Regions from separate parts of the Homo sapiens genome. Here region 1 is linked to region 2. The links are chromatin loops, found by intact Hi-C in ENCODE. Cell type or tissue: Calu3. All regions are shown on one strand. Links, peaks and the distances in the headings refer to the core of each region. The heading gives the core; the rest is flanking DNA. Region 1 has its middle 470 kb from the start of NRSN1. Region 2 overlaps LOC105374976 (a long non-coding RNA gene).

Evidence for each region. A loop is a pair of places that touch in the nucleus more often than their neighbours do. Peaks named below come from ENCODE experiments on the same cell type or tissue, not always from the same donor. Only the 100,000 strongest peaks of a DNase experiment are listed, where the experiment ranks them.
Region 1: it touches region 2 in a loop (3-fold over the local background); 6 of 110 quality-filtered maps call a loop at or near these places.

Annotation. Positions count from the first base shown.
Region 1 is chr6:23,652,305-23,669,313 of GRCh38, forward strand. No RefSeq gene overlaps it. Among named protein-coding and RNA genes, the nearest start is that of NRSN1, 470 kb to the right of the region's middle. In Calu3, for the core only: a CTCF peak has its summit at 7,049; a DNase peak (open chromatin) is centred at 7,057.
Region 2 is chr6:23,439,447-23,456,455 of GRCh38, forward strand. All of the region lies in intron 4 of LOC105374976 (a long non-coding RNA gene), which reads right to left. It overlaps LOC105374975 (a long non-coding RNA gene), which reads left to right. Exons shown (of 3, transcript XR_001744048.2): 2 at 2,134-2,220; 3 at 13,400-13,476. LOC124901276 (a long non-coding RNA gene) reads left to right here and starts at 13,554. Exons shown (of 2, transcript XR_007059506.1): 1 at 13,554-13,655; 2 at 15,533-15,691. In Calu3, for the core only: no CTCF peak of the experiment used is centred there; a DNase peak (open chromatin) is centred at 7,165.

The DNA of each region.
Region 1 (17,009 bases), core at 3,629-11,628, 210 kb after region 2:
CAACAGCAAATGACAGCATCCCAAGACGTAAGAGATGAGTTTTAGCCATCTACAAGACCTAGAGAAAAGAAAACCAGATGGCCAAGTAAGATTGCCCTATTCCCTTTCCCAGTCCTCTCTTCTCACACTTAACATTGGTGGATCTGTAATGTGTGCTTGCTAAAGCTGGAGGAGGTGAGGAGGTGAGGAGGTGACTGAGAAGCAGGCAGAAACCTATCCCAGGGCCTTTTCCCAGGCCAGGCAAACACCAACCTAAAGTTAGTCGAGAGTAAGAAATCCTTTTCAATAAAAACTAAAGCATTTATTAATATTTTGGCCTGGACACATTCTACTTACTGAAGCACACTGTATTTAGTGACTTAAAGTGATTATGGATCTTTCTAGGTAAGAGTAGTCACGTGGTTTACCCACATTTCCATCCTGAGACAGAAGATAATTATGCACCTGCCCATTTCACCTTGAATAATTTTAAAGGGATGAGAAAATAAAATTGTTTCTAATTATCCTTATTCAAGGTAATGGTTATACATATACATACTGGCTACAATGCTAACTTCTGGCATATTCACTACTGATGGCATTTTAAAAATAAATTGTGAACCTCAGGAAACAACCTGGGTGAGATACGAAGCTCTCAAATTTTTAAATAAGCAGCCACTGGGCACTTATATTTTACAAATAATCCTATTAAATATTATCAGGAGACAAGAAAAGAGAAGACAAATCCTCTGCTTTTGGATTAGTTTGCAATACAATTGTAGTGTTAAAACATGCAATGATATTGCAAGTTGTAAATAATTGCACAGTGACCTACTAGCTTACCCCAAATAACAGAGTGCAGTAAATCTGTGTAAGAACAATCAGTGAAAGGATCTTGGTGTTCCTTGGAATGCCAGTGTTTATGCCTGTGTTTGACTTCTCCACCCTTTCCAGATCAGAAAATAGGGATTCTGGAGCAGTGTCTCATTCACTTTTTATTTAGCCCTTTTATTTCCAGCCCACTGAAGTGCACATCCTGTAACTCATGATGCCCAAAACTCAGGAATTATCTCATGCAATCCCCCTTAGTTGCTCTGAGAGTCACTGAAGGCGGACAGGTGGGAGAATGGAAATTAAGAATGCAGACCCACAGACCTTTTCTAGAACAGGCATCACCAGGTCTCTTTGTAAAGAATGCTAGGTAGGCGTCTCATACAGAAAGATGGCATGAATGCTGGCCCGCTTAGGACAATGGGGAGTCCATTCATAGAGAAACTCTCTAGAGAATAAAAGGTCATTTAGTTTATAGGTTGAATCGTGTCCCCCCACAAAATTCATATGTTGACATCCTAATCTCAGCATCTCAGAATGTGAACTTACTTGGGAATAAGAATTCAAATAAGGCTATTGAAGATGTAATTAATTAAAATAAGGTCATAGTCAAGTAGGTGAGTCCTTAATCAAGTAGGACTGGTGTTTTTATTAAAAAACGACTGGTGTTTTTAGATGAAAATTTCCCAAGTGTAGTGAGAGATTTACACTTCCAGGTCCTGGAAGCTCAGAAAGCCCCAAACAGATACAATGCAGACAGGGTCTTCTCCATAGCAAATTATCATCAAACTGTCTAAAGTCAAAGACAAAGAGAGAATTCTTAAAAACACCAAGAGAAAAGCTGGAAATCTCGACCCAGAGACACGAAAACAAGGAGAATGCAATGTGAGGGTTGGAGGAAAGCTGCCAAGAAACTACCAAAAGCTAGAAAAGAAGCCTGGAACAGATCCTTCCCTAAAGCCTTCAGAGGCACCATGGCCCTATGGACACCTTGATCTCAGACTTCCCATCCCCAGATCAGTGAGACAATAAATGTCTGCTCTTCAAGCCACTGTGTGGCACTTTGTCATGGCAGGCCTAGCAAACTAATACTACCTACCCTTTCTAAGAACCAGTTTACAAAAAATAATAAAAGTATTTCAACATATAACTTATAAAGCAGAGAAATAATACTTCAAAATAATACAATAATAGAATCTAAGCCCCAAGAAAAAAGCAGACATATTTAACATGTACGAGTACTTCAAACTCAAGTATCAATAGAAACTAAAATAAAAAGGAGAACTTTTCAGCTCTGAAGTCTTTATATCTGTATGACATCACATTTAAATGTTCTATTTACATATCAGTCTGCCTCACTAGTCTGAAAGTGCCTTAACAGGGACTCTGCCTTATTTACCTTCATAATCCTTGCACATTGTACGGAACCCCAAACAGTTTCATGAGAGATTCATGACAGGGTAATAATCATTAGTCTTTCAAGAGTAAGTGATCATTATCAGGAACCTAACCACCAATGAGGAAGCATCATTTCAGCTAATCTGTGACCCTGAGCCATGCTTGTGTATGCATTTCCTTGTTGTCATTTAAATTCTAAACATGGGAAACTGTTATGAATTTTAATCTACCACATGCAAGCGCAAACAAAATCACATTACTTTATTTTCTATAATAAAGAAACTTATTTTTGACTCTAAAGTCCTGTCTCAATGATGGGGAGAAATTCAATTGCATTCGAGTGCTAAGAATGCTTCCTCTTGCCCTGGCATCTCACCAAAAATGGGAATGGACCTTGCCCTACAATGAGCAAGAGGCCGCTGGCATCCGTCTGTCATGGTTGCTCATTACCCAATGGCTAAGGTTTCCTTAGCTGAGGATAACTCTTCATCTATGTCACTGTTGATTTTTCCAAGGCTGGGAGCCTAGGCCTGGAGATCCACTGTCTTTGAGTGCACCTTATAAGCATTCACGAGCCCGAGATCCTGAGCAGAAGGGAGCTAGGTCTCTTTCTATACCCTAGTTAGAAAATCATTTTCAGTCTTCAGGCCTCTCCCTCTCTCCTAAGAGCCGCTTCTGTTCTCACCCCCCAAGCACTCTCCTATCCTTACCCTAAAGGGACAAGCCTGCAGAATGCCTCTCTCAGGCCCCTACATGTAGAAACTTAACCAAAGTCAGTCTTTTTCTCTGAAAGGAAAGTCAGAAGGAAAGACTGCTTCTCACCAATTGTTTCCTTAGTAATTCTCCCTGTCATATACTTTGTATCTGTTTGCAGCTCTCACTTCCAAACAAAGCAACATTTTCACAGATATTAAACTGGCTATCAGTTAGTGAGACTCTCACATGTACCCTCATTTAATACACTTTCTTTCCCCTTCCAAAAGGGGAAAAAAAACAAAGTCAAGTTTCCTTGAGTATACCAAGATGGTTACAAAGAACGACAGTGACTGGACTATTTCACTAGACTGTGAGATGGATTTACCCTAAGAAGCAGCAGAGAGTTATTGCACCCTCCTCAGCTATTGTGGTAGTCGATTTTCATATCACAGGGTTGGGGAGGAAGGTCAGTGCATAAGGGTTGGGGACTTACATTGGGAACATCTTTCACAGCCCAAACCAAAAGCTGCTCACCAGATGTGTGCAGCTCTGACGGCACCACATCCAGGAACACACTCCATATAAATTGCAGCTGCCTGAGTTCACATGAAGTAGGAAAATCAATTAGAGGAAAGCTGAAACAGAAATTGAGGGAAACCCCTCCAGTCTCTGTTTAATATTTCTCTACTTTTCCTTTTTCCTTTAATCAAACTTTGATGAATCCAGCTAACTTTTCCATACCACTCACTGTCCCTGCTTATTCACTCAATGTGTGTGTGGGGGGGGGGGGGGGCGGGAGAATAAAATTCCTTAGTTCTTTCATTTCTCAATGGGTCCAGCATTGTTAATTATACCTTGACAAATTGACCCTAATATATATATCCAAAAACTATTAGAAATGAAGAGTTTCAAGAATTACTTCTGGACTCTTCTTAAAATCTGCAATATTGTATATGTGTGTGTGTATACACATGTATTCCTACCTATATGCACATGCACACAGACCCTGTTTCAGGACTGGCGTGCAAAGAATCGGCCCCATCGCCCATTTTATTACTGTTTGCACATCTGGTGCAGAGCAGCAGTGAAGGCCTCAGTGTCTGCAGCAGCTCCGGCAATTAGCTCTGAATGAAACAGTCATAAATAGTAATTAGCCATTCCCTCAGTCATGTCCCAAAGCCTTTAAAAAAATCCTCAGAGAACTCAATGCATTCTTTTCTAAAGACCTATTATAAGCGCACCACCCACTCCACCGTCATTTCAGAGAAGCTAAGAGCAAGAGCAACATTCCAGCTGCCCCCCAGATAGCTGGAGTGCCAGTTCCTGACGGGGGATCAGCGAGGGGAGGCAAGGAGAAAGGGGGCGGGGAGAGAAGGTGCTGCAAAATCAAAGGTCAGTAAAACATTTACCAAGGTGGGGAGCTGTGGGTCGGAGGAACAGAGAGTATTCAGCACAGGAGGATGCTGGGACCGCATCCTAATTAAGGTGGAATGCCTCCTACCATGCCTCACCTCTGCTTCAACTGTGAATTGAGATGCTGCGGGAGAACCTCATTAATTCTTTCTTCACTCATGGGTGAGCTCTCTCAGCCTTAAAATGATGTCGGTGGATTTCACATCACTCCTTCAATGGGGATGTAACAGCAGAGAACCTAGCATGAAGGCTCATATTCATTAAGCCCTATCTCCCCTCTTAAAAATGTGGATTCTGCGGCCCTGACAGGCATACGTATGTGTTGTTAGGGAGTTTGCGATAGTGACAATTAAGACCTGTCATCCAATACACAGACATAGTCCATTCTGTGATGTGCTGAGTAGCCTTGATGTGATCATTCTAATTCACACAGTCAGGGGTCTGGAATGGGCCTTGAAAGCTTATCTGGCTTATTCCCTTGGCTTCAGTTATGTCTCTTCTATTCCATTTCAAACAGATTTATGTACAACAAAACTCGTGAGCTCAGCCTTTTTGTATCAACCATCTAGACCCTGGTCTAATCATTCATGGGGTGCTTAATAAGAGTGTTCTCAGAAACATGGATCGGGCATTACCAGTGACCTGAACAATGACGGGCAGCATTTCTTCAATTGCGGAGGTGCTATCCTGGTGCCTAACGTAAGGCATCTGAAATGTAAACCTAAGCATCTTTTCCAACCCTGTCACCCACTTTACACTTTTAGTTCTCCAGTTAGCCTGAATGTAATACTTATCATTCCCTGAACATATATTTTCTCTATGTGCCTCCACACAACCACACACACGCACGAACACACACATGCACACAGGCACGCACACCTTGTTAACAATGCTCTCTGCTGTTGACCCGCTCCATCCTTCTAGAAGCAGCCTGATATAATGATAAGAGGTTGAAGCCAGACAGTTGACCTTGCTATACATGAGATGTGTTGACTTGGAACTGCTCCTTGGTCCCTCCAAGCCCGGAGCTCTTAACCCTGGCTGCACATTAACATCACATGAGAGGTTTTCAGCAACAATAACCATAACAGCAACTACTACTACTCTTTTCACACCAGACAGCCCCTCATATTTACAAAACAGGATTCAACTCCTTCTGTAAACAAATTAAGCCCTTACAATAAAAACACAACTGCTACTTGGGAGGCTGAGGCAGGAGAATGGCGAGAACCTAGGAGGCAGAGCTTGCAGTGAGCCAAGATCGCGCCACTGCACTCCAGCCTGGGTGACAGTGTGAGACTCCGTCTCAAAACCAAACCAAACCAAACCAAACCAAAAAAAACCACAACTGCAAAATATCTTCATTTTCATAAAAAGAAGTAAAAGAAATATGCTGAGACCCTGCTGCAGACTCCTGAAATCAGAAGCTCTGGGAGTGGGGTCCTGGCGTAGGTATGTTTGTAACAGTTCTCCCTATGATTCTCTTGCAATGTGCACTCAAGGTCCAGACCAGAGTTTAAGACTTCAGTTTTGTTCACCTGTAAATCAGTGATCATAATGGCCTGCTTCCAATGGTTATTGTGAATTTTTAATTCTACAACATGGGTAAAATGTCTGAAACATATCAATATATAATCAACTAGCTGTGATTTTGTTATTACTACCCATTTTGCTTTCCACATTATCCAGCCCTCTCTGGAAGCTCTATTGCAGTGCAATATATGTTATGAGTGTGCTTGATTAGGTTCTGAACTCCTTAGTGTGTCTGTCTACCTAGCACTGGCCCAGCATCTGGCACAAAAGAGCATCAGCATAGTGAATGAACCATTCTTCTACCGGAATGTTCCCCACCTTTCCTCCGAATATACAAATCAATTCATCATTCAAGGTCTAAATTTCTCACTTCTCCCCTCAGCAAACTCCTGTCCATCACTCCTTCCCATCAGAACTCAGGTCTCTTACAGTATAGATCATTCACCTGGCAACTAGTTATAACTGATCTTATAATAGCCCTTCCTTTATGATCTTATATTATTTTAACTCATTTAGCTATTTTTGTTTGTATCTTGTCTCTCCAAATAGACATTATATTTTTAATCTATTTTATAGCCCTCATAGGGCCTAACATGATATGTAATATGGGGAAAATATTTAAAAAATTAAAAAAATAAATAAATCCTCTGATAAGGGGAGAAAATAAAATTTCCCTCAATTTGGGTGCAAATGGATTGAATTGGGATAGAAATAGTGATGTTTAACAATCTTGAGCACACATTTTAATTTCATGATAATAAGTTGTACTTTCTTTGCTGGTAAACACATGGTGACTGGTAACTGCCAAAAGGACAGTAAAATGCTACAGCAAATTCACTGAGTTTGGAGATATAGGTTCTGGTACCAGTGCTACTAATACCTAACTTGAGACCGTGAGCAAGTCAAAGCACCTTTATGGCTTTAGGTGCTGTTAAAAGGCGAGGGTTCTACACTGATCTGTAAGATAGCTTTCAGCCTTTACATTCCATATTTATGACTAAGATTTTTAAATGCAAGAGTGCAAAGTTCTAGACATGAAGGACTTTTCAATATATACCATGATTTCCCCTGAGAATGGACGACAGAATTATGCAAACATGAGAATTCAAGGAAAGAAGGAAAATCTACTGTGGCTAAGAAAAGGGAGACAAGGAGTTTGGGATGAAGCCTGATTTGTGGGTCTCTACTGCCCTCCTCAGAGAAAAGGATGGCAGTGGGGTGGCAGGCACAACAGTGGGGAGGGAGAAAGAGCCTTTTTCTGCAATCGAGATTTACAGAGCATGCATTTTCTAGAAAAACAGGTTTCAGTGTGGGTTAACTATTTCTCAGATAACAATACACCTCTGAGAGTCACATGTACTAACTTAAAGCTAATTATCTTGATAATGACTGAAACCAACATTGATGAAGCCATTGCTATGTCTCAAACATAAAAGGGACTCTATTTAGTGACATTACACTTGCCTATCTGATGACTCTTCTAATAAGTGCTTCCAGTTTTTTATAAAGCTACCAGTGGCTCCTCACACTTTTGGGTTATTAAAGGCCCTCCCAGGTGGAAGGATGCCTATAGAGGCATCTTTCTCTCCCTGAGGTTCCCGTTCTCCTCCCTGCATGAGGGGAGGCTGAGCCCTTTCCTGCATCCTGCCTTTACTCCTACCACCCGCTAAGCGGATTTCCTTCCCAGCCCACTTCTCCACACAAACCTAAGTCAATTACAAAGCCCACGTCCAAAATCACTACTCTATGAGACTTCCTCTCACCCCTCCTGTCAAAATCCATCTTTGGAGATATTCAATTAAACCACTTAATACAGATGATTGAATATAAATATTCACCACCCAGCACCATCCCCAAACCACACAAAAATGAGAGTAAAGGAATAAAAAGTCAAAACACAAAAGAAGAAAAAGAACAGGACAGAAGATAGCATCATACGAGAAATTTTATCTCCAATAAAAAGAAGAGAGAGCTCTGTCAGTTTAGTGAAAAAAAATTGTGGTAAAAAGCACATTTTTAAAAGGGTTATTCTCTACAGAAAAAAATATATATCAATAAAGTGTAGTCAGATAATATATTAAGTAGTGATAGAATGTGAGAATTAACAAAACAAAACAAAACCCTAATATGGCCGGGCATGGTGGCTCATGCCTGTAATCCCAGCCCTTTGGGAGGCCAAGGCGGGTGAATCACGTGAGCTCAGGAGTTCGAGACCAGCCTGGCCAACCTGGTGAAACCCCATCTCTACTAAAAATACAAAAATTAGCCTGGCGTGGTAGCAGGAGTCTGTAGTTCCAGCCAAATATTGATGTTGTTGCTTTTGTTACATGTCTTTAGGGAGACTTTTTAAAACTAACTACCTATAATTTCTAAGTGAAAAAAAAGGTTATTTTTAAAGGCAAATAGAAAATAAACTCATCACTACTTTCTATCCTATCAGACCTTATTAGACCTTTGTTTGTACTTCTCTTACCAGTTTCTATGGTATTTTGTATTACAGGTGTGCACTCTGCCTCACAAAATGACTGTCAGCCCCTTGAGGGAAAGTATCATGCCTTTCAGTTTTACATTCCTTGCCTGGCCCACCCCCACCAAGGGCTATCAGCAATGCGAGCACATATTTTGAGAGTTGCCATATTGAGAGGGTAGCTGTTATTAGAAGGACCACAATTGTAGACATAGAGTATTCCTATGCAACAAAGATTTATATTATGCAAGACACTTTGAGAAACAGTAGGCGGTATGGTATGAAACGATTAAGTTTGTAAACCAGTAGCTGTCATTTGCCAGTTAGTATAAATGAGTTGACTAGGTGCATTAGGTGAGGCAACATATATATATATATATATATATATATATATATATATATTTTTTTTTTTTTTTTTTTTGAGACAGTGTCTTGCTCTTTCTCTCAGGCTGGAGTTCAGTGGCACAATCTCGCTGAATGCAGCTTCCGCCTCTCAGGTTCAAGCAATAGTTTGGGTCTGCTGATATCAGATATGGCTCTAGCTAAGTTAGACTATGGAACCAGCTATGGGCCCTAAATGAAAGACAACAGTTTTGAGTTTGAGCAAAACTCAAATGCTGAATAACTGCCTTCTGGCAGATTCAAACGACAGTGAGTATCACTTCTCAACACATGGGATAGAATGGAAGTTTTTCTCTTAGGGACTCTAAATTCTCTTTTTTATCCTATTTCCTATTCTCACTCACCTTCAGAAGTGAATTCTACCTTTCTCTCAGGCTGGAGTGCAGTGGCACAATCTCTGTTCAATGCAGCTTCCGCCTCTCAGGTTCAAGCGATTCTCCTGCCTCAGCCTCCCAAGTAGCTGCAATTACAGGCACCTGCCACCATGCCCATTAACTTTTTGTATTTTTAGTAGAGACGGGATTTCACCACATTGGCCAGGCTGGTCTCAAACTCCTGACCTCGAGTGATCTGCCTGCCTTGGCCTCCCAAAGTGCTGGGATTAAAGGCTTGAACCACCGCGCTCAGCCACAATACATATGTACTTTTGTCAGAACTCAGAGTAACTGGAAAATAATGAAAGTATGATGTAATGAATTCACTTCACCCTCAAAAGATCCTGATTCAGCAGTTCAGAGCTATGGCTGTGAGATCTACACTTGTGTAAAGCTCATCAGAATATTTTAATGCTGCTGTCAGGGTTGGAAATCACTACAGGTTTAGAATTCACTTCTGAAGGTGAGTGAGAATAGGAAATAGGATAAAAAAGAGAATTTAGAGTCCCTAAAAGAAAAACTTCTATTCTAGCCCATGTGTTGCGAAGTGATACTCACTGTCATTTGAATTTGCCAGAAGGCAGTTATTCTGCATTTGAGTTTTGCTCAAACTCAAAACTGTTGTCTTTCATGTAGGGCCCATAGCTGGTTCCATAGTCTAACTTAGGTAGAGCCATATCTGGTATCAGCAGACCCAAACTATCAAGGCAATACAGTTACGTGAAAGTTGCTAAGAAAACACCGTTTCCCCTAGTCTACACATTTTACAGACATTTTGGGACATAGACACTGTAATTTCTTTCTTAATCCATGAATAATTATGTCTTTTAAACAAGCTGTTCCTAAGAGTTCTATAATAAAATCTGTAACTGCTAGCCCTAAAACATTTGCTCATAGCTGATACTTCAATACAACTTAAAATGAACTCCAGCCTCAGATGTAAGGATTTATGTGGTATTCTGAAATATTATGCTGTCTAGTCATCATATAATGACTGCATGGCCAAATAAACATTTGAATAACTGCTCAGTTGCTCTACTAATCAAACTAATGAAAGTTAAAGCAGCAATAGAATATTTTTTCTACCCAAATGGCAAATATTATTAAACTTATAGTACCTAGTGTCAATTACATGCACAAAAATTTATACAAGTTTTTTTTGTTGTTAATAGTAAAATCTAGAAACAATCTAAATGTCTCACAATAGGAAGATGATTAAATAAATGGACAATTATTCAGGCATTAAAATGAAGAAACAGTTGTCATAGAATTTTTTAAGGCAAAGTATGAAAATTGATATATAACATTCAGCAGTTTTATAAAATATAAACATTTATATATGAATAGCATATCTATCTCTATATGTAACAATATAGCAATATAACTATTTCTGGATGATAATAATATTGGCAATTTTTATTTTTTATAACTTCTCATGGTTTTCCACATATTGCACCATTAAAATGTGTCATATATTTTTAATTAAAAAACAATAATATTACTTGCTTAGTAATACAACCTCATGGACAATAGTCATCAAGTAAGAAAAGCAAATGCTAAAGACTATTGCCTTAATTCCAGAGAGACTTTGAGGTCTGATTCAATTAGGGAGAGAAAAATCATTACTTTTTTTCCCTCTGAGATGTTTTCTATATGTTGTCAGAATTGGAGGTAAAATATACCATGTGGAACACTAAATCAAGAAAAAATAGATCCATTTTAAGAGGGGGTGTTTTGAACTTATTATTATAAGTGCACTTATTCACAGCACATTAGGCTTTAATAATAAAACAGCACCTTCCTTTCTCCGTGCCTGATAGTTTTCCTGCTCTGTCCTCACACTTCTGAACAGGAAAATAAATCAAATTATGCCAACAAAAAGCATAGTATTCTCCAAAGAGAGGCCCTGTGTCCCTCCCTCCCTTTATTCTATATTGTGCTTGAAGAAATCACACGGGACCCTCTCATTGAATCTGTCTACATATAAACCCTTTGGAAATACCAGGCAGCCTCCCCTTCCCCAAATCACGTACAATTCCCATTAATGTTAATAGGAGCTATGTGGAGGGATGAGGAAAAACTATTCCCCATTATCTTTTATTACATTTTTATTTTATGAACTGGTCTCTTTGATGATAAATCAGTGCTACTACAAAACCATAATTCTTTGGGGAAAACCTCCACGAAATGTCCCTTCTCTGTGTTATTCTGATGCTGTCAAAAAGAAAAATTTAAAAGACGAAACACAAGCCTACTGTTTTTGACATGTAGTAACTACTGTACTGTGGATGACATCCCATATAAAGGGCCAACTTTATTGTTCATAATCAGCAGCAACTGCAGTTTTGCTAAAAAGAAAAAAAAAACTGCCTGAGGTCATTATCATTGTATTTTACAAACAACCATCCAGCAGCTGGCAATTAGATAACCCAGAATCAAATCATGCCTACCATTAGGTATGCCTCAGAAGCCCAAATGCTTCAGAGTCATCAGTTGGCAGAAGTCCAGTCATGGCAACATGGCCCTGCCTTGTGGCTGGCCACACTGGAATGGCCTTAATTGTGTTTTCTCTAGAGAAGTACGAGGATTCATATCTTTATTCTCTTGATCTTTATTATTTCCATACTGTTGATCTAATACTGCAAATATATCATTTTCTGTATACTTCTTTTTATATGAAGCCCACCCTTACCTCCATACCTCTGTTAAAGTAACTCCCTAAACTGAAAATATCTTGTTTTCTTTCTCACCACGAGCTCTTTTCTCCACGAGCTCTTTTACCCAAATATTCTGGCCCACATTGTTCTTTTCCCCTTGCCCTCACCTTTTTGTATTATTATTAAGCTATATTTTTAGAGCAGTTTTAGGTTCAAGGCAAAATTGATCAGAGTTTCTCATGTACTTTCTGTTCCCACATGTAATACAACCTCCCCCACTATTGACATCCCACGATGACATATCTTTTACAATCAAAAAACCTATATTGATGCATTGTTATTATCTAAAGCCCATAGTTTACACTAAGTTTCACCCATGCTGTTGTGTATTCTATGGGTTTTAAGAAGTGTACATTGATGTGTATTCACACAGTACAGTATCACACAGACTAGTTTCACTGCCCCAAAAGTTCTCTGTGCTCTACCTGTTCCACAAAATCATGTACTACGAATCATATAGTCTTTCTAGGTTGGCTTCTTTCACATAGTAAAATTAAATTTGTTCAATGGCTTTTCATGGCTTTATAGCTCATTTCATTTTAGTGATGAATAATATTCCATTGTCTGCATGTATCATAGTTTATTTATTCAGCCACTGAGAAGCATCTTGACAGCTTCCCAGTTTCATCAGTGATGAATAAAGCTGTGATAAACATCCATATGAGGGTTTTTTTGGGGACATAAGATTTCAGCTCATTTGCGTAGATACCAAGAAGCACAATTGCTGGATATCTGGCCAAGGGTATGTTTAGTTTTGTAAGAAACTATAAAATTGTCTTCCAAAGTGACTGTACCATTTTGCATTCTCACCAGCAATGAATGAGCGTTCCTATTGCTCCATATCCTCACCAACGTGGGGTGTTGTCAGAGTTTTGGAATTAGGCTACAGTAACCAAAACAGCATAGTACTGGTACCAAAACAGAGATCTGGACCAATGGAACAGAACAGAGGCCTCAGAAATAATACCACACATCTATAACCATCTGATCTTTGACAAACCTGACAAAAACAAGAAATGGGGAAAAGATTCTGTATTTAATAAATGGTGCTGGGAAAAAAGGCTAGCCATATGTAGAAAGCTGAAACTGGATCCCTTCCTTACACCTTATACAAAAATTAATTCAAGATGGATTAAAGACTTAAATGTTAGACCTAAAATTATAAAAACCCTAGAAGAAAACCTAGGCAATACCATTCAGGACATAGGCATGGGCAAGGACTTCATGTCTAAAACACCAAAAGCAATGGCAACAAAAGCCAAAATTGACAAATGGGATCTAATTAAACTGAAGAGCTTCTGCACAGCAAAGGAAACTACCATCAGAGTGAACAGGCAACCTACAGAATGGGAGAAAATTTTTGCAATCTACTCATCTGACGAAGGGCTACTATCCAGAATCTACAAAGAACTCAAACAAATTTACTAGAAGAAAACAAACAACCCCAACAAGTGGGCGAAGGATATGAACAGACACTTCTCAAAAGAAGACATTTATGCAGCCGAAAGACACATGAAAAAATGCTCATCACTGGCTATCAGAGAAATGCAAATCAAAACCACAAGGAGATACCATCTCACACCAGCTAGAGTGGTGATCATTAAAAAGTCAGGAAACAACAGGTGCTGGAGAGGATGTGGAGAAATAGGAACACTTTTACACTGTTGGTGGGACTGTAAACTAGTTCAACCATTGTGGAAGTCAGTGTGGTGATTCCTGAAGAATCTAGAACTAGAAATACCATTTGATCCAGCCATCCCATTACTGGGTATATATCCAAAGGATTATAAATCATTCTACTATAAAGACACATGCACACATATGTTTATTGCAGCACTATTCACAACAGCAAAGACTTGGAACCAACCCAAATGTCCATCAGTGGTAGACTGGAATAAGAAAATGTGCCATATATACACCATGGAATACTATGCAGCCAAAAAAAGGATGAGTTCATGTCCTTCGCAGGCACACGGATGGAGCTGGAAACTGTCAACCTCAGCAAATTATCGCAAAGACAAAAAACCAAACACCGCATGTTCTCACTCAAAGGTGGGAATTGAACAATGAGAACACATGGACACAGGAAGGGGAACATCACACACCTGGGCATGTCGTGGGGGTGGGGGGAGTGAGGAGGGATAGCATTAGGAGATATACCTAATGTAAATGACGAGTTAATGGGTGCAGCACACCAACATGGCACATGTATACGTATGTAACAAAACTGCACGTTGTGCACATGTACCTTGGAACTTAAAGAATAATTTAAAAAAAAGGAATTTGGCTAATGTAATAGACATATAGTGGTTTCTCATTGTAATTTGCAATTCCCTCATGACATATAATGTTGAACACCTTTTCATATGCTTACTTGCCAGCTGATACAGTTTGGCTGTGTTCCCACCCAAAACTCAACTTGAATTGTGTCTCCCAGAATTCCCAGACCCAGGGGGAAGTAACGGAATCATGGGGGCCAGTCTTTCCCATGCTATTCTTGTGATAGTGAATAAGTCTCACAAGATCTGATGGGTTTATCAGGGGTTTCTGCTTTTGTTTCTTCCTCATTTTCTCTTGCTGCTGCCATGTCAGAAGTGCCTTCCACCTGCCATGATTCTGAGGCCTCTGCAGCCATGTGGAACTGTAAGTCCAACTAAACCTTTTTTTCTTCCCAGTCTTGGGTATGTCTTTATCAGTCGCATGAAAATGGACAAATACACCATCGGTATAACTTCTCTGGTGAAGTGTTAAGGGGTTTTTGCTCATTTTTTAATCAGGCTGTTCATTCACTTATTGTTGAGTTTTAAGAGTTCTTTGAACATTTTGAACAGTCCTTTATCAGTTATGCCTTTTACACATATTTCCTCCCTGTCTGTGGAGCATTCTCCATAGACTTATATTGTCTTTAGCAGAGTGAAAGTTTTCTATTTTAACAAAGTCCAGTTTATCAATTATTTTTTTCATGGATCATGCCTGTGGTGCTGTATCTAAAAAGCTATTCCATATCCAAGGTCATTGAGGTTTTATGTTATCTCCTAGGAGTTTTACAGTTTTGTGTGTTACATTTAAGTCTATAAACCATTTTGAGATAATTTTTGTGAAGGGTCCAAGGTCTGTGTCTAGATTGATTTTGTGTGTGGATGCCCAGTTGTTCCCACATCTATTGTTGAAAAGACTACCAATTCTCCACTGAATTGCCTTTGCCCCTTTGTCAATGATCAATTGTCTACATTTCATTGTGGGTCTATTTCTGAGCTCTCTATCCATTGACATATTTGTCTTTTTTTTCCCCCCAACACCACACTGTCTTGATTACTGTAGCTTCAAAATCTTTAAGTTAGGTAATGTCAGTCCTCTGACTTTGTTCCTCTCCAATATTCGCTTAGCTATTTTCTGCATTTTCAACGTCTCCATATACATTTTTGAATCAATTTCAATATCCACAAAATATTTGTGTGGTTTCATTACTATTGTGTTGAATTTATAGATCAAATTGGGAAGAACTGACATCTTGATAATACTGAATGTCTTCCTATGCATGATTGTGGAATGTCTCATTTATTTACTTCTTTAATATCTTCATTAGAGTTGTATAGTTTTTATTTGGACTTGATATATGTTTTGTTAGCTTTATAATTAAGTGTTCTGTTTTGCAGGGAACTAATTTTATATTCCACTTGTTCATTATTGGTAGATAGAAAGATGCTTGACTTTTGCACATTAACTTTGTATTCTGCAACACTGCTAAAATCACTAATTAGTTCCAGGAGGTTGTTTTAAATCTTTTTTTTTTTTTTTTTTTTTTCCAGATTTCTTCATAATCAAATTATCTGTGGACAAAGAAAGTTTTATATCTTCTTTCCCAAATAACACATTATTTTCTGTTTTATTGCATGAGTTAGGAATTCTATTGTCAAACAATGCACAGTTTACTTTTTTCTGTCTTATTGCATTAGCTAGGATTTCTAGTATGATGGTGAAAGCAGTGTTGAAAGAGAACATCCTTACCTTTTTCCTCAACTAATTAGGAAATCCGGTTTCTCACCATTAAGTATAATGTTGGCTGCAGGGTTTTTGTAGATGATGTATATTCAGTTGACAAAGCTGTCTTTTATTCCTAGTTTACTGAGAGTTTTTATTATGAAAATGTGTTGGATGAATGTTTTTGCACTTGACAAAGTCCAACGCATTTCATGATCATGTGATTTTTCTTATTTATCTTCTTTATGTTATGGATTTCTTTGATTTTCATAAACTGGACCAGCTTTGCACACCTGGAATAAATCCCACTTGGTCATGATGTATAATTCTTTTTATACATTTTATACATATTTTGATATGGATTTTTTCCCATTTATATTCATGAGAGATGGGCTGTAATTTTATTTTCTTGTAATGTCTTTATCTGGGTTCAGTATTAGGCCAACGCTGGCCTCATAAAATGAGTTAGGAAGTATTTCTTCTGTCTTCTAAAACAGATTGTAAAGAATTGGTATACAGTAAGTCCTCACTAAACATCATCAATAGGTGCTTGGAAAATGTGACTTTAAACAAAATGATGTATAATAAGACCATTTTATTCTCATCAATATTATAACTAAACAACATTGAACAAAATGATGTTATCTGAAGACCTGCTGTATGTCGTTTTGCTTAAATTTCCGTAATTTCTTCCATAAATGGTAGAATTAAACTATCTGGCCTGGAGCTTTCTGTTTTGGGAGGTTATTAAACATTGATTCCATTTATTAAATAAATTCCGTTTAATAAAAATAGGCCTAAACATATTGCCTATTTATTCTTGTGTGAATTTTGGCAGGTTGTGTACCTCTAAAAAATAATTCATTTAATCTAGGTTACCAAATTTGTAGGCATTAAGTTGTTCATAATATTCTTTTATTATCCTTTTCATGTGCATAGCATCTGTAGTGGTGTGCCTCTTTGATTTCTGATATTAGTAATTTGTGTCTTCTCTTTTTTCTTAGCATGTCTAGAGGCTTACAAACTTTATCGATCTTTTCAAAGAACCAGTTATAGATTTTGTTGATTTTCTTTATTAATTTCTTGTTTTCAATTTCATTGATTTCTGCTCTAATTTTTATCAGTTTTCCTACTTTGAATTTAATTTGCCCTTCTTTTTCTAGTTTCCTTAGACTATTGACTCTGTATCTTTCTTTTCTAATACATGTCATTCAACGC
Region 2 (17,009 bases), core at 3,309-11,308:
TCCCCTCCTCTTCTGTTTTCTGAAAGAAGTTGTATAAGATTAATATTAGTCTTTCTTTAAATATTTGGCATGCTTATATTTTAAAAAATCATGTTGACAGAATTGAGGTGTATATGTAAAGTAGAATCAGGAAGGAGGCCACTGAAGTTATTTTCATGAGAGATAAAGCTGTCTTGGCTAAGTAGATAATTATAGGGATGTAAATAGACAATTATGTAACATATATATGTATACTGGGTAGCATTCCAGTAATATGTAGAATATGAATAGTAGAAGTGGACATTCTTGAATTGTTCCCTGTCTTAGGAAGGAAGCATTCAGTCATCCACCATTAGGTGTTATCTGTAGGGTGCTTTTTTTTTTTTTTTTTGAAAAGCTTTTATGAGACTGAGGATATTCTCTTCCTCTTCTAGTTTACAGAGATGTATTTACAAATACATGTCGATTTGTATGTGTGTATACACACACACATGTAATTCCTAGGACACTTTCTGATGCATAACAGATAGTCAATCAATGTAGTTTTCTTTTTCATTTCCCCTAAGCTTAATTTTCCCCAGAAAATATAGATATAAATCAGAGTAACTCTTTAGATCAGAGGCGGCCAAACTATAGCCTGTGGGCTACCTGCTTCTTTTTGTAAATACATTTTTTGGGGTCACAGCCATGCCATTTTATACAGGTTGCCCATGGCTGCTTTTGTGCCACAACACCAAGGTCGAGCAGTTGCAGTAGATATCATTTGGCCTGCAAGCCTTCGATATTTACAATCTGACAGAGTACCAACCCTGTTTTTGCAAAGTCTCAGGCTGTGGATGATGTAATAATAGTAACATGCAACAGCTTTTAGCAGATATTATCCCACAGAATAAAAGGCAACATCCTTACGATTTCCTACGATGATCTACAACAACCTGCTACTCCACTCTCTGCCTTCCTTAATATGTCTCTGACTTCATCGCTTCTAACTCCCCCATCACCTACTCCTTGTCAGCTTTCTTATTCTTCTTCAAAAATTTAGACACACTTCCTTTTTGGGACCTTTCTTTGGAGATATCCTCTGTCTAGAATTTTCTTCCTTCAAACGTTCCCAAGGGTCATCCCTCATTTCCTTCCTTTTTTTTTTTTTTTTTTTTTTTTGCTCAAATCTCTCCACCCAACTCCACATTTTAGGAAAAAAACAATGTGGAGGTGCTTCTCGTCTCCCCAAGATCCTCTTCTGTTCAGCCAGATGTTTCCTGTATAAATGTTTGGATCTGCCTGTTCATTTTGGTGGGTGTTCTTGCCTTCTTCTCCCACCACCCATGCCACCTTCTCACTCTGCTCCTGGCCTCCAGCCCACGGAGGACTACCTGGGGGTGAGGTTCCTGGGCCTTCCCTCTCCTGCCTTTCTTCTTTCTGTTGGTTGTCACTTCAGCTGGCTGTATTGCTTTTTAATATTGCACCAAAAGTTTTTTAGATAAAATTTAAAAAAAAGGAAAAGGAAAAAAATTGGTTACAATTTGGTTCTTCTAAAGATATCACATTGTTTCTCTTTCTTAAGTGAAGTCCACCTTGACCACCCTATTTTTATTAGATTCAGGGAACTCTAAACTAATCCCTAAAACTTTAGGAATTGCCAAATCCCTAACAATTTTTCAAAAACCCTTTAACATAAGCCAGGTGCGGTGGCTCATGCCTGTAATCCTAGCACTTTGGGAGGCTGAGGCAGGCAGATTGCCTGAGCTCAGGAGTTCAAGACCAGCCTGGGCAACATGGTGAAATCTCATCTCCACTAAAATACAAAAAATTAGCCAGGCATGGTGGCATGCACCTGTAGTTCCAGCTACTTGGGAGGCTGAGGCAGAATTGCTTGAACCCAGAAGGTGGAGGTTGCAGTGAGCCAAGATCGCGTCACTGCACTCCAGCCTGGAATAGAGCAAGACTGTCTCCAAAAAAAAAAAAAAAAAAAAAAAACTATGTACATCAATGCCCAGATTTTGTCATGCCCCAGTATAAATCTAGCGATTTCTATTTGTTTAAACTTCCCCTTTGCTGTACATAACCAAAATTCTGCAAGTAGTTCAAAACCACTCAAATATAAGTTGATGTTAGTGAGAAAATAATTGTTATGGTCTTGATTTTTTTTTCTAGTCATCTTTTCTAAAACTCTTCTAGTGGCAGCTCTAAATATCAGTTGGACTGGTACTGAAGAAAAAACAGGACAAAAAGGCCAGAAGGGTAAGTGCTATCTTTTTTGTACCAAAGGACTATTCTTTCTTACGAGGCCTGAGACCTTGTTTGCCCACTGTAACAATTAACTTTCCTCCTCAAAAACTACTACATTAGGAAAAATATCACCTTCTACCCCAGCTCATCCCTGAATTCTATGATGTTTCTTTCTGAGAATGCCAGCTGAGTGATGACAAGAAGGGAGAATGGAAGATTTGAGAAAAATAAATCATGATTTCATTATCTCAGCTTGGACCTTAAGTTCAGGAGGGCATTGTTAATGTTTCCTGATTTCACCAAACCACCTATTACCATGTCAGCTTCAAACACGGATAGAGTGAAATGTATTGCTTCCATGGGGAGATCACATTTTCCATGAGCTAGTGTATTCAGCTTAAGTCGCATTTTAAAATGTTCAGCGAAAAATGGCATTTAAAAATCCTGACCCATTTAAGAAAGAGAAACACTGTGATTTCTTTAGAAGAACCACATTGTCCAAAGCAGGACACAGTGAACAGGTTTTCTTCAGCCAGTCTGTGTAAACTAACTTGTACTTCTGGAGAAAGAAAATGAGAAGAAAACAGAGAAGCTGGTTGCCAGGGTAACCATGTCCTGATTGGAAAAGAGGAGGTCATGGGGTTTGATATAATTGAAGTAACCCAGCCTGTAGCTGTATTTTCTCCCTCACCTGCTTGAATCAAGGGGAAGGCAAAGTCAGAGAAGAGCTGGAAGGTTATTATTTAAAGTAGGATAATGTGCAGCAGGAGGTCAAGTATTCTTTTTGAAGAGTTGTATGGATAGGTAAAATAATATAATAATCCCTTATATATTAGCGTGAGCACATTGCAACTTACAAACATTTCAGAGCCCGCAGCCCCCTCAGTTGTTAAATTCACCCACATCTTCCAGCGTTCCTTCTCCAAAAGCTCTTCTACCTGGTCCGCTTCAAAGTGAAGTCATAACTCCTTTTCTTACATTTCTCACATATTCCCCCTTCTCTTCCATTCCCACCTTCATTTACCACACTCCACAGCTTGCTTTATCAATTCCAGTCTGGATTTTGGCAGCAGATTACTGTCTGGTTTCCTTGATTCCAGGTCCCTTTGCACACCAACTGCAATCTCTCTCCTCCATTTCCATTAGGTTAAAATGAAATTAGGTAACATATATGAAGTGTCTAGCATGGAGTTAAATAAATGCTATTCCTTATTTTTACAATTCAGTTTAGCAAACTTATCAGACAGCATTTCCTGCAACAAGACCAGTCACTGCTTTGAATAACTATACAACATTCATATGTATATATGAACACACACGCACACACACACAACATATTACTTTATACACACATATATAGACAGAGGGCAACAGAGGCTGTTCAACAGAAATCCATTGATTAACCTCAAGGGATTTGGATTCTCTGAAACGTATGCATCCATACAGGTACTTTTGCTTTGAAACATGAAAACCCCCATTCTCCCAAGCCCAGCTTCAGTTTCCAACCCTAACTAGAACTCCTAGTTCCAATCTCAGCCCAAGCACTCACCCCACAACTCAACCCCAGCTCTGAATCTGGAATCCCAGGTGGTGTCCTCCGTTGTCAATAGAGTTCTGTTCAGCATTCACAGGTCTCTCCATGCAGCCTTGCCCACCTCACCAACCTAATTTCAAATTGTTCAAGACCCATCTCCATGTTCCTGTGCTGGTGACCTTCCCCCAGCCCTGAGGAGACGGGTCTTCCTGCTCCCTTTCCTCATACCCAGTCTATTCTTTGAAGGTGACCTCCAGCTTCTCCCATCCCATGGAAAATTCTCTGACTGTAGTTCACCCTGATTCTGCCTTTTTTCTCTGGAAACAATTTACCACCCATGCTAGGAGTATAATATTGTTATATATACACAGGCAAGAGGGCATGGGACACTATCTAATTAACCAAGTAATTGGGATTAAAGTGTGAGAAAGTGAGTAAAGATGGAAAGCTAAGAGGAGAAGCCTGAGTGATTATTTGCTTGAGGCTTGTAAACCCACTATTGACTTACTTGGTGGCTAGCCTAGGCCAGAGAAAACTCAGTGTGCGTGTGGAGCTCCATATGGAATCAAGCAGCTAAGAAGCACTGAAAGTTTTCTCTGTGCCAAGAACTGAGGTAAGCATTTTATCTATATAGTATCATGTAAACCTCATGGCAACCCCATTAAATGCTATTGTTATACTATCTTTATACCAGTTAATCAGATGAGAACTCAAGTCTGAAATAATAGCTTAAGCAATGTCATATGTGTAGTAAGTGCTGGGGTCAGGACTAAAATCTTATTTTGCATGACTTCAGAATCTATGCTTTTGATTCTGGATCCTGTTTATGCACCTCTTTGGGCTGTATAAATGATGACAGCACTGCTTTCCATTCATAAATTTTTTTTTTTATAAATTCAATCATTGACAGATTTAATTGTCCTAAAAATACTTTCATGCAGAGGTGTCTAACCAATGTCCTGAGCTGCCTGTTTAGGGGCTACCCGATTCATACTGACTTTGGTGATAAGTTTGTGTCCGTTGCCCTCCACAGAAGGCCTTTTTGCCATCTTCTATTATCTCCAATTCCATTCTTATTAAATAGGGACATCTCTTCCTGCAGGTTTTGCTTTTACAGTATTTTGTGAATATGAAGGATTCTGTTATTTTCAATCATTTCTGATCTACTGATCCTGGATGTAAAGAAAGAGCCAAAGGAATTGATGTCAATAAAACTGAGGTCAATCTAGAAGTGTTCAGTGTTCATAGTACATGGTAATTGCCATAAAATCCTCAGTGCTCACAAGAATACTTTAAGAAATCTCCAAATTAAAATTGAAGAAAAGATAGAGACTAAGTTGGGAAATATTATAAAAGGCAAGATGAGAGAACTTGTGTGCTTTTGTTTTGTTTATGTTAATATTACATATAAACCTAGGTAGAAAATACAGCCCCTCTGAGCTAGGATGAAGGCATCAAGAACTTCCCCTTTCAGCAGCCCTCAAGGGAGGGACATGAAGTGGGGAGGATCTGCTTGGCAGGGGTAACAGTTTTATTACTGACACTGTTAGAATGGCTGGTGCATGGTCATAATAAAAACCAGACCTATTTTAGTGAGGTTTACTGTCATTTTAAAATTATCTACAGACAATGTACCTCCTTATTGCCTGTACTGGGGTGTCCCACTCCTCCCAACCTCCCCACCATATGCCACTGCCCATGTAATGCTAGAAGAGGTCAGGACCTCAATATCATGTCCCATGATTACTTGAGCAAGCCAGTCTACATCTTCTGTATAACACAGGAGAACCCAAGGGTGACACATAAACAATGGGCCCACTATGGGTGACAAAGATATGGAATTCTACAATATTTAACATATAAGTTTTAAAAACATTTAGAAATAATTTTCCATGAGAATTTCTACAGTAAACATTCTAAGATTTCAGTATTTTCTTCTGAGTCACACTAATTATTGAGTCTGCTTTACTCTGGACATTGGAATATATGGAAACATTATTGGCGAGGGGTAGAAGGCAAGGAGCAGTTGTCACCGGGAAAGGTTAATTGTGTATTTCTCTTAGTGGAATGATTTAGAGAGTTTAGGAAAAGAGCATGTGAATATAGCAACCTCCCTACCGTATACACTGTTTCTGATCAAAATTAATGAGTTGTGATCAAGTCAGATAAATGAATAGCTAACTAATTTTTTTTTAAAGTTCTTCACTGTTCCCTCCAAGTTGGAAAATGCATCTACTTAAGTACACCAACACAATCCAAGAAACTGTCAGCAGGGATTATCAGGGCAGCCTCTTAAGATTTGACCCATTGCCCAGGAGTCCACACATGACCTTGATCTCCCCGGTCAAACAATGTCTATAAATAATGCACTAAGCATTTTCACATGTGGGGTGAGCAACATTCTTCATATTTGCTCATGAATTCACATTGCTTCTTATGACGCTGCTTCAGTTTTCTGTGTAGTTATCTTTAAAAGGTTGATTACATGCTTTCCTTTAAAATGAGAGCATTGTGTCTGTGAATTTCAATATAAAGCCTAGGGCTGTGAACTGGAAGAGGAAAAAAAATAATAACATTCCAGTAACATCAAGTTAAATGTTTGATGAGTTTGTTTTGATAAAAACAGTTTATGTTTTTACTACTTTACATGTAAAATGAATGATTGCCAATCAGAATAGAGCCATTATTTTTGCATCTCGTTCTTAGATGGTTCTCAGTAGGGCATTCTGGAAGTCTGGATTAGCTGTCCAAGAATATTTTACAGAAGCTAAATTTGTCTCCTTCCAAATCATCTGCAAACCTCCAGGTTTACACAAAAACAATGAAAAGGGTTCTTCATTGTATTAGGAGCTTTTGAGTTGGTTTTGTTTTCCTTCCAGTTATTCTACTCCCTGTTAGTGGGCAATATACATAGGGCTGTGAGCTTTCATCTGACCATCTCCGTCTAGAAAATCCAGGTTAATGTTGCATAAAAGCATAGCCAATCTGCTGGAAGAAACATAGGATTTCAGAAAAGAATAAGCTAATGGCATGACTGAATTCTTTTCTTTTCTCAGAAATACACTTTTACCTTACCACTTAAGCTTAGACTTTTGGCTCTAACAAATTTTCTTTTGTAATGAAACTATATCTATCTGAAAAACAACCATAACAAACAAAGAAACAAAACAGAGACTGGCCCCCGTACCCGCTACACACAAAAAAACTCACAATGCCTGAATTTTCTATATCATTTAACACATTTTTTTCATTACCAGCTTTAATTGTATATCAGCTTTTCTGAATGAACCTTGTACAAAATGAAGGGATTTTATTTGCATGTTTTATTCCATATTGCTATGGACAAGAAAAGATTGTAATGGGGGAGGGAAGATGTAAAATGGACTCTTCAAACTGGGGTATTACTGCCATCTAGTGTGATGCACTGTAACCCAGAGGGGAAGGAAAAGATGATCTGAGACAATCCAATCTGAAATTGTAGGAGTTTGAGGGAGGGAAGAGAGCACTTCTCCGAAGAAATAGCCACCACCCTCCCGCATTCACCATGTAATGAATTCTTTCTCTACAAAAGCATTAGTATGTGGTCAAACAATACAAAGCAGTCTGTTTTGCCCAGCAAAATGGAGAAACCCTGGTCAATTCTAAAAGCAAGTTCTTTATGAGAAGGCACGTCCCAACTGTAAAGGTTGTTAAACGGCAGGAATGATTTATTCAAAGGAGGGATGGCCATATCCTTTGAAAACAGTCCAGATAGCCATATGTCTACTGCTTTCTGTAAGGACAGTCACGTTTGCACAGAGACAGGCAGACAGTCTTGATGGCATCTTTGTTCCCTTTCAAGCTTTCTGATTATATATAACAAAAATAATATTTGTTATTTATGCCCATAAGTGGTTCATAATATATGTGTTGCCCACAGAAATATTATATTACTGAAGCCCCACCATGTAGGATTGTAAAAATTAAACCTAATCACAAACATGGGGCAAGATACATGAAATTCTAGCCCAATACATGTATTTATTTTTGCTTCACATGGCACAAGATATATATATATATATATTACATATATATATATAAGGACGGAGCGATGAGGGGAGTAGTATCTTCTTTCTGTAACCCTCCATAGTCCTCCTCCCCTGCCAAAGTTTTGTTTGGTTCTGGCACAGATTCAGTGAGGTATTAGCTGGTACCTTTGTAGCTAATAGCCAGCACTGATTCTTCCATTCACCATAGGACAATTCTTCAATTCTTTATTTCACTAACTGTAACTCCCACTACCCCCACTAACATACACGCATTATCATTCCCATCCTGCGGGGGTTTGTGATTTTAGAAGCTAAGGACTTTGGTGCCCTGGTTATATTTGAAATCTGTGACTTTAAAAGCTCAAAAGGCAGAAACCTGCAGGGATAATGAGAGCTAATTTAAAGAATCATAAGTATAAAATCTAAGCTCAGAGGAATTTTAAGTCATTACCTATGTCAAAGTAACCTAGAACTGCAGGCTATTTTTGCTGGTTTCAAAAGTGACCTGTAGCTCCAGGTGTCTTGAATTAAAAAAAAAAAAAAAAAAAATCACTCTGTCCTACCCTGGGCTCAGGACACATTGAAGGAGTAAATGCATTGCCAGCCAGGCACCAGGTAGAGAAAATGGAACTAGGAGGAAGTGCCAACATCATAGCCCAGGCTGGCAGAATTTCCAGCTTCTCAGGAAATCTTTTGGACAGAAAAGTGTTAATGGGCTAGAGTAGGTTTCTCAGGTTTTTGTAGCCATCTGTGTTTGAGAGGGGACTTCTGGTAAACTTTCTGCTGGTGTTCTCTTTGCCTGTGCACAAGAAAAGCAATAGTGGGAGGTTAATGCATATTTTATCACATTCATACAAATTGGGGATCAGATTTAACTGGTTCTACATATTATTTTCAGGAGCCAAATAAGGATTAAGCTCCTTTTCACTGGGCAAGGAGAGAGAGGCACAGAGAACTGTTAAGTCTCAGGTCCATGCAACCTAAGGACCTGCTCTTTAAACAGAAATAAGTGTGCCGCAGAGTTGAATATAAAGGCAAATCTATTAATTCATCATTAAACATAGATCAGGAATCAATAACATTTTCATCCTAGCTATGGCAGGATTAAAGTCTGCTTGCCTCATTAGAGACCATAGAATTGAAAACTGAGCTTGCGTAAAAACATTTCACCCCTCCTTTTTCTTCCACCAAAGTCTGAACTCCCCAGCCTCCTCACCTCATTTTTTCCTGCTGCTCTGTATTTGTCTGTTTGCATCTGACATGAATAATGCTGCAACCTGGAGAACATGCGGCCCTCTGGTAAGGCACTCACCCAGCTTTTCTAGGATTAATCACAGACTAAAACACTAAATAACATACTGATATATTAACTCCATTAAAATCTAATTCAGTGGCAATAACTTTTAGAAAGCCAACAAAGGGCTTATGAAGAACAAAGTGAGAAAAGACCAAAAAAGGTAAATCAGTGCTCTAACTGAAAGTAAATCAGAATCAAAGACAAGAGTATGAATTAAAAGAGGCCCGGATGGAGTCCCAATCTGTACTACAAACCCATATATTCTTGCAAGATTTATCCTTGAATCTATATATAAGTGTAATCAAATAATATTGATGTGCTCTCAGCTGATGAGAGGCTTTCAAATGTTAGGACATCCTGTTCAAAAGAGCTAGGCAATGTAATGTTGCCAAAGGGATTTCATGTTTGCTTTCAAAGACTCCTATTCATGAGTTTCATTGTGGATATTCATTAATCCATTCCTTTAAATCTGTCTACATGAAGGACGCTCTTCTAGATCAGTGCATAAAGGAATGAAGAAATCAGGCTATATCCAGGTATCCAAGAACTTGCAGGGATAAAGAACACAGGGAATAGCACTGAAAAACACCCTAAAGCAGCAGAGAACAGGGTATTATTCATTTGAGAAGTACCAAGAGGAGACAATGTGAAGACAGAAGAAGGAGAAGGCCCTCTGCAAGCCCAGGAGAGAGGCTCAGAACAGATCCTTCCCTCACAGCCCTCAGGAGGAACCAGCCCTACCCACACCTTGATCTTGGATTTCTAGCCTCCAGAACTGTGAGACAACACATTTCAATTGTGTAATTCACCCAGTTTGTGGTACGTTATTACGGCAGCCCTAGCAAAATACAGATTCTGGATCTGTATGATTGACTGGATCTGGTGTCTGATGCAAGAAATATGGACGAGATTTGTACCAGCAGCAAGGGAAATAGCATGCCAGGAGGCTGGAGCAGGATGAGCCAAGGACCTAGGTGGAAAGTCACTAGAGACTTCAGAGCACAGTATCCAGATGATCAGAGATACTGCCCACATCATCCCCAAAGGTGCCATTTATATGGCTTCAATCCCGATTTGATACAAAGTGGAAAACCTTCAATCCCAAATTGTTTTTCACTGGAAATTTGCCCTCAAATTTGGCAGAGTTTTGGACAAGGATGAAAAAAAGAACTGGTGGAACAATCAAGATCTTTCTGAAAAGTTTTTTTCTCCCACATTGTATATGGCAGTTGGTTAGATTTAGTGAATGATAAGCTTTTAGATAAAAAATGGGAAACTAAGTAAGATAGGCAGCATTTGATTTCATTTAGCTGCTGTCTCTGTCTTAGCATGTCATCAAGAAACACAAATTAATACAGATTGAATGTAGCAAAATTGAAAGACTAGAAGACGAATATTGTACTTTTTCTTGAGCCCCACAAATTGCCTTGGGGTGTGTGTGTGTGTGTGTGTGTGTGTGTGTGTGTGTGTAAACTTGCCTGGATTTTCCCTGGTCTGGTTAATTTAATCTGGGATACTCTCAAATCCTAGTTGGTAAATCTGCTGAACAATGCTGCAAAAGAGCGTCTGTGTGGACCCATAGATGACGATTCACATTCTCACCAGACTACTCACTAACATTGTGACTTCGGGCTACTTCTTTCTTCTGAACTTCAGTCACTTCATCAGTACAAGTGTGAATTTAAAATACTCGCCTTGCTTATCTTAAAACGTTATTGTGAGATCCAGGTGGTATTCAGTAATTGAGAATGTTTAGTAATAGCAAAAATATGATATCAATAAGAGGTCACTGGGCCACTACACTTTAAAAGCATATTAGAAATTGCTGCCACTTTCAGTTTTTGAGGATCAGTGCATTTTTATCTCCTTCTCGTTGATGGCATCAGAATCATTGTTTGTACTGACCTCGTGTTCTTCAACAAATGTTCTGATGTAAATAAAAAATATGATCTTGATACATAGAGTGCTCAAAGCTATTCAAGAGTAGATCCGTAGCTTTGGGTAAATACCAGAAAATTACATATTTGACTAGAGCAAAAGGAAACAAACAAACAAACAAACAAAAAATCAGTGTTTTATACACTCCTGAACATCAGTTACGTCGCATCAGTCATCAAGGAACCAGGTAATTTGCAGATTGGGTAAAACAAGTCTGGAATTTAGGACGTGAATCCACAAAAGGCATCTTAAAATATGCTTGTGAGGATCCTTTGAGACTTTGCTGAAAGTTATAGAAAAGGAAAGAAACAGATTACACTGAACATAGTAATGTTTATCTTGGCCTCTTTCTGACTCTACACTTCTCCCCTACTAATTCACTTGCCTTCTTTAGAAAGTTGGTGCCTTCATGAGGTTTGTCAGAATTCAGGACATCGTAAATTCTCTGAGACAGTTCTTTCCTATTTATTTATTTATTTACTTATTTATTTATGACAGAGTCTTGCTACGTCACCCAGGCTGGAGTGCAGTGGCATGATCTCAGCTCACTGCAACCTGTCTCCCAGGTTCTAGCGATTCTCATGTCTCAGCCTCCTGAGTAGCTGGGATTACAGGCATGCGCCACCATGCCTGGATAATTTTTGTATTTTTAGTAGAGGTGGGGTTTTGCCATGTTGACCAGGCTGGTCTCGAACTCCTGACCTCAGGTGATCTTCCTGCCTTGGCCTCCCAAAGTGCTAGGATTACAGGCGTGAGCCACTGCGCCTGGCCCAAATTCTTTCCCTTTTAATCTGACAATTATGGCTTGAGAGTCTACTTTTGCAAAGCATCATGATAAGAAGTATTTAAAATGTGGAGCTGGAGGCCAGAGGAAGATGTGTATAAACACAAACATTTCTATGACATTTTCAATGTGTTTATTGTGCTCTAGGTCACATGCTAATACAATATTTGAGGACAGAAAATATCAGGACAATGTAGAGTGCCATGAAGCAACACAGACACCTTTTTTTTTTTTTTTTTTTTTTTTAAGAGCATGATTTGGAAAAGAACTATTTGGGGCCAAATTGTGAATGGTCTGAGGGAGTTTGATTTCTTTCTTCTAACCAAGCCCACTGAAAGTCATTGACACAAAAGCTCATTTAACATTAAATGACACAAAAGCTCATTTAACATTAAATGAGCATGTAAGTTGGTAGTCAAGGTTTCAAAGGATAAGTCATGAGGATTTGCACCCAGAGAATGACAGGAAAAAAGGAACACAAGAGAGCTACAACAGAGAGAATCAACATGGCTTATCAATCGAATGGATGTGACCATTGAATGCATGTGACATGAGAAGTGAAGGATCACAGTAATTCCAGATGATGAACCCAAATGAAGGCAAATCTCAAGGAGAAAAGTTGGTGGGAGAAGCAGAACTAAGCACACCAGCTCTTTCTCAGAAAGGTTCTAATCAAGCGATTGATTCTCCCAGAAAAGGAGGGGCAGAGAGAGGTCAATGGTATCAGTCTAATAGGAAGTTCTACCACCTGGAAATGGAAAAGATGTGGTAGTTCCCCCTACCCCACATGGAAATTATAATATTTATTTGAAACAGATACAATGTAAAGAAGCAGGCCAAACCCAGATCCTTATCCTTCATGAACATTCAAACCTGTACCTCCCTCAGCTTCCCCCATCTTAGTCATCGTTATCTCCACACACACAAGCACTCAAGCCAGAGACCTGGAATTCATTCTTAGAATCCTGTGCTTCCATCCGCAGATACTGTTGATCTCATTTCAAAATTGCATCTTATCCATCTCCATGCCTCTATGAATGGCCCAGGTACAGACCATCATCATGTGTCACCTGCACTACTAGAGTAGCTTCCTAACTGGCCTTCTTGCTTCTCCACAAAACAGCAGGGTTGATTTTTAAAAATATAAATCAGATTGTGTCAGTCCCTTCTTAAAATCCTCCAGAGTGAGCCTCCAAATTCTAACCACAGCTCATCAGGAGTCAGGTCGTCCGGATCCAGCCCTCCCATGCTCAACCTTCGTCTCCTGCCATTCTCCTAGCTGCACACTGAGACACAGTCACACTGGCCTTCTTTCTCTTCTCAGTGCCAAGCTCCTCAGGCCTCAACAAGCTGGCACTTTCTACCCCTATTCCCTTGAATGCTTTGTCATGGAACTTTGAGAGGCTGGATCTGACTTATAATTTCAAGTCTCTGTTGAAATGTCATTTCCTCAGAGAAATCTTTTAGGCTTCACAATCTCTAGTAAGTCCTCTGTCTCACCGCTCACTCACTTTCCATATCACCTTGTCTTATTGTCTTTAAAGTATTTATCACTATGTTAAAGCATCTTGTTTATGGATGTGTTTATCATTCCTCATTTTCCCCTGTAGTCTCGCCCCACAGCAAATTAGAAGTTAATTTGCATGAGAGCAAGAGCCTTTGCTGTCCTGTTTTACATCGTTGATGCCTAAATGAAAAGAATGAAAGAAGATGGAGAGATCTGAGTACAACCATCAAGTGAAGGCGTAACCAAGGGAGGCTTGAGCATACACGTAGACAGAGGGGAGGAATCTTGTGGAATAGAAGAGGATAGAGACACAGAAGAGAGGATTCATTGGTGAAATGAAGCCTCATGCATGTTAATGGGTAAATAACTTGAGTTGAGATTTATCCCGGGAAGACAAAATCCAGTTCTTTCACTCAGCTAGGAAACACCCCTGCATCCCCTTAGGAATCTGCTCTCCTTTAGAAGCAATTATCTGACTTTGCTGTGGCTGAAAAACAACACTTTGGCCAAAAGGAAGTTTCTCATTGATCAACCCTATAGCTTTAGATGTCCCTGACACTGGCCCTCAAATTCTCAATGTCTGGTTAAGGACTAGTCATAACAAAGAAGATGATTTCGTCTTAACATATGCACAGAGAACACCTGGGCAGGGCAGAGTTCCTTAGCTTAGTTGAGCTGTTAAATTTGGAGGTATGACTTTAATAAGGATTTTATAAGTAAACCTAAAAATTGTGTGGGCCAATCACCACCCTCTACCCAACCTATTTTACAAATGATGTGCAAAATTCAAGAGGTTGACTGAAACTCTTCCTCCCGATTTATGATTGAAGACTGTTCCCATTCCTCATGCCATGCAGAAAAAGCCAAAAACTTTGCTTTTGTCTATCCTTCTTCCTTCTCTGCCAAAGAAGGCATAAAAATGTGCTATAAGCTCGTGTTTGGGATGGGGGAAATTACTCCTGTGGAGGTCTCCGGAATGACATGAGTATTTCACTTCAAATTCAGCCAAACCTGAGGAAATGCTTTGCCAAGTTTCTCAGGTCTCAGTCCTTTTTCTTGGTGCACTGAGTCACATCTCTTTCCAAGTTTACCAAGAATACGTCCCCTAGTAAAGGCAGAAAACAATGGCAGGATGGTAAAGCCAATCTATCTGTATATGCAGTGCAGTAATAAAGCTCTCTGGTTCATTTTTCATGCCTAAACCACCTTTTAGAGTTTTCAAATACAGTGATTTCTCTTTGTTCTTAGCAGTTGAAGTTCTGCATATGATACAGCATTAAAACAAATCTTTCATACATTTCCTTTGTCACCTGCTCGGAATCTTTGGGAGATCAAGGCTTCTTTCTGAGCACTAGGAAGTGCCTCCTCTCTCTAAGGAAACACATCAAAGACAAAAGCCCCCTCCTCCACAAATAATGAAAGAAATCAGAATATAAGCCAAAACTGAAATGGGAATGTGAGATGCTAAATGCATTAGTCACGTGTTTGTTTTCAGAGCACCTCATTTCCTGTGGCTTCTTCTCCCATGACTGGTTTCCACAAGGTTGACTAAGACCAAAGAGTGACACCGTAGTGTGATGTACTGGGCTGTCCCATTTGTCAACTTTCAATTGCTCATGAAAAAAGAGAGTTAACTCCTTCACCACTGCCTCCTCTTTTCTCTTCCTACCCTTCTCAGAATACAAGAATTTCTTATTATCTTAGAGATCCTTGCTGCTGCTTTCTTGTGACGTTTTGTCTACTAGAATCTAATTGAAAAGTGCTACTGTTCCTCATCCCATTTTATCCCCCAGAAAACTGGCAGTCTTGACAATTTTCTGACATTTCCAAACAGCTCAGGCTCTTCCTGCCAACTCCCAGTAGCTCTCTAAACCTTTTTAATCCCATAGAATGCAAACTAATCTACTGAGAGAAAGGCACCAGGCCTGGTCTGGCAGCTGAAGCTAGGAATGTCAGAGTGGGGAAAATGATAAATACACCTGCCACAGAGAAAGGGAGAGACACAGCCAGGCTCAGCAACACAATAAGGTTATTTAATGTACAGAGATAGGCAGGACACTCTCCAGTACCCTCGAGTGCAAATTGCATGGAGGTGATTTGTTCAGAAATAGAAATGACAGCTATTAACAATGTGCACAGTCTCGAGGTGGCTGTGTTAGGGAAGACACAGAGATAAGGGGCAGAAATCCACCTGTGTCCCCTCAGACCACTCTCAGTTTTCCTCTGTTTGTTCCAGGGTTACTGAAGTCAGTAGCACCTTGGGATCTACATCTCCATGCTGTGGAAGGAGGGGAATGGCTGCCTCCTAGATGGGAACCACTGGATTAAGTTAATATCAGGCTGCTCCAGAAGCAACGAAGTGACTTTGAGTAAAAGTATCTTTCTGTGCTCTCAACTCATCTCTGATCAGGAGTGGTGTGCTGGGCAAAGCATTGAGTTCAGAGTTAAATTTGAATTGGAATATTGTGAAAACATTTCTACCATCTTGTTTTTTGAGACTAGGTCTCACTTTATCATTTAGGCTGGAGTGCAGTGGGGTGATCTCGGCTCACTCCAACCTTGACCTGCCAGGTTTAAGCTATCCTCCTGCCTCAGCCCCCCAAGTGGCTGTGACTACAGGTGCACAACATCCCTCCCAGCTAATTTTTTGTATTTTTTGTAAAGACGGAGTTTCACCATGTTGCCCAGTCTGGTCTCAAACTTCTGAGCTCAAGCCATCCTCCCGCCTCAGCCTCCCAAAGTGCTAGGATTAAAAGTGTAAGCCACTGCACCCAGCCATCTACCATCTTTCTTTTTCTTTGAGTCCATGACACCAGGTCTATGGCCTGATGTGTCCACCTAATGAAGATATGGACACATGCTTTTAAGTGCACCTGAAGAAGGGCAAGCAGGCACACACAGACACAGAACTACAAGCCTCTGCTTTTGAATTAGAGACAATATATCTACAGATAGGAACTTGGAAAAGAGCTAAGGAAAAAAAATCACAGGTTAAACTAAATAGAGGTTTTCAGGGTTGCCATAGCCAAATTTTTCTAAGATTATAAACTCCTAGAGGGCAGAGACCATATCGCTTTACTTAATTTTAAACCAGAAAGCATGAAACTATGCAGAGTTAGGTAGTTGAGAAGTTATTTGGATGACAATGACAGTAATGACAAGATAGCTGAAACTGTTAAGCCCAAATGAAATTATGGCTTAAGCAATTTAATCATTTTCTTGGAGCAAAATGAGATTGGTTGATACATAAATGTATAATGACAGACTGAATACTGGAAACTAGACTGTTAGGCACCGTGGGAATATTGAACTTAAGTAAAAAGCCAGTCTTTCCTCTCCCATCAACAGAGACAGATCAAATAGTGACTAGACCCTCAGATGAAACCAGAGATTCCATATCTTTCTCCTTCTTTTCTTGCAAAAGGAATATGACCAAAATTTTATCAATTTTACCTAGTTAAAAAATAATGTAGCCTAATATCAATTATTAAAAAATAATGTAGCCTAACGCATCAATTACCTTTCAAAATACTGGCCTTAAAGAACCTAGTTTTTTAAAGTACAATCTGAATTCCTATATTTTCTCATGAAAAAATTATATTGCTTCACGTGTAAACAGTATAATTGCAAGCTATTCTGAAGCTTACACTATAACCTTAAAGAAGTTGACTTTACAGAAAATTTTCTAATAATATAAATATTAGTCATAGATA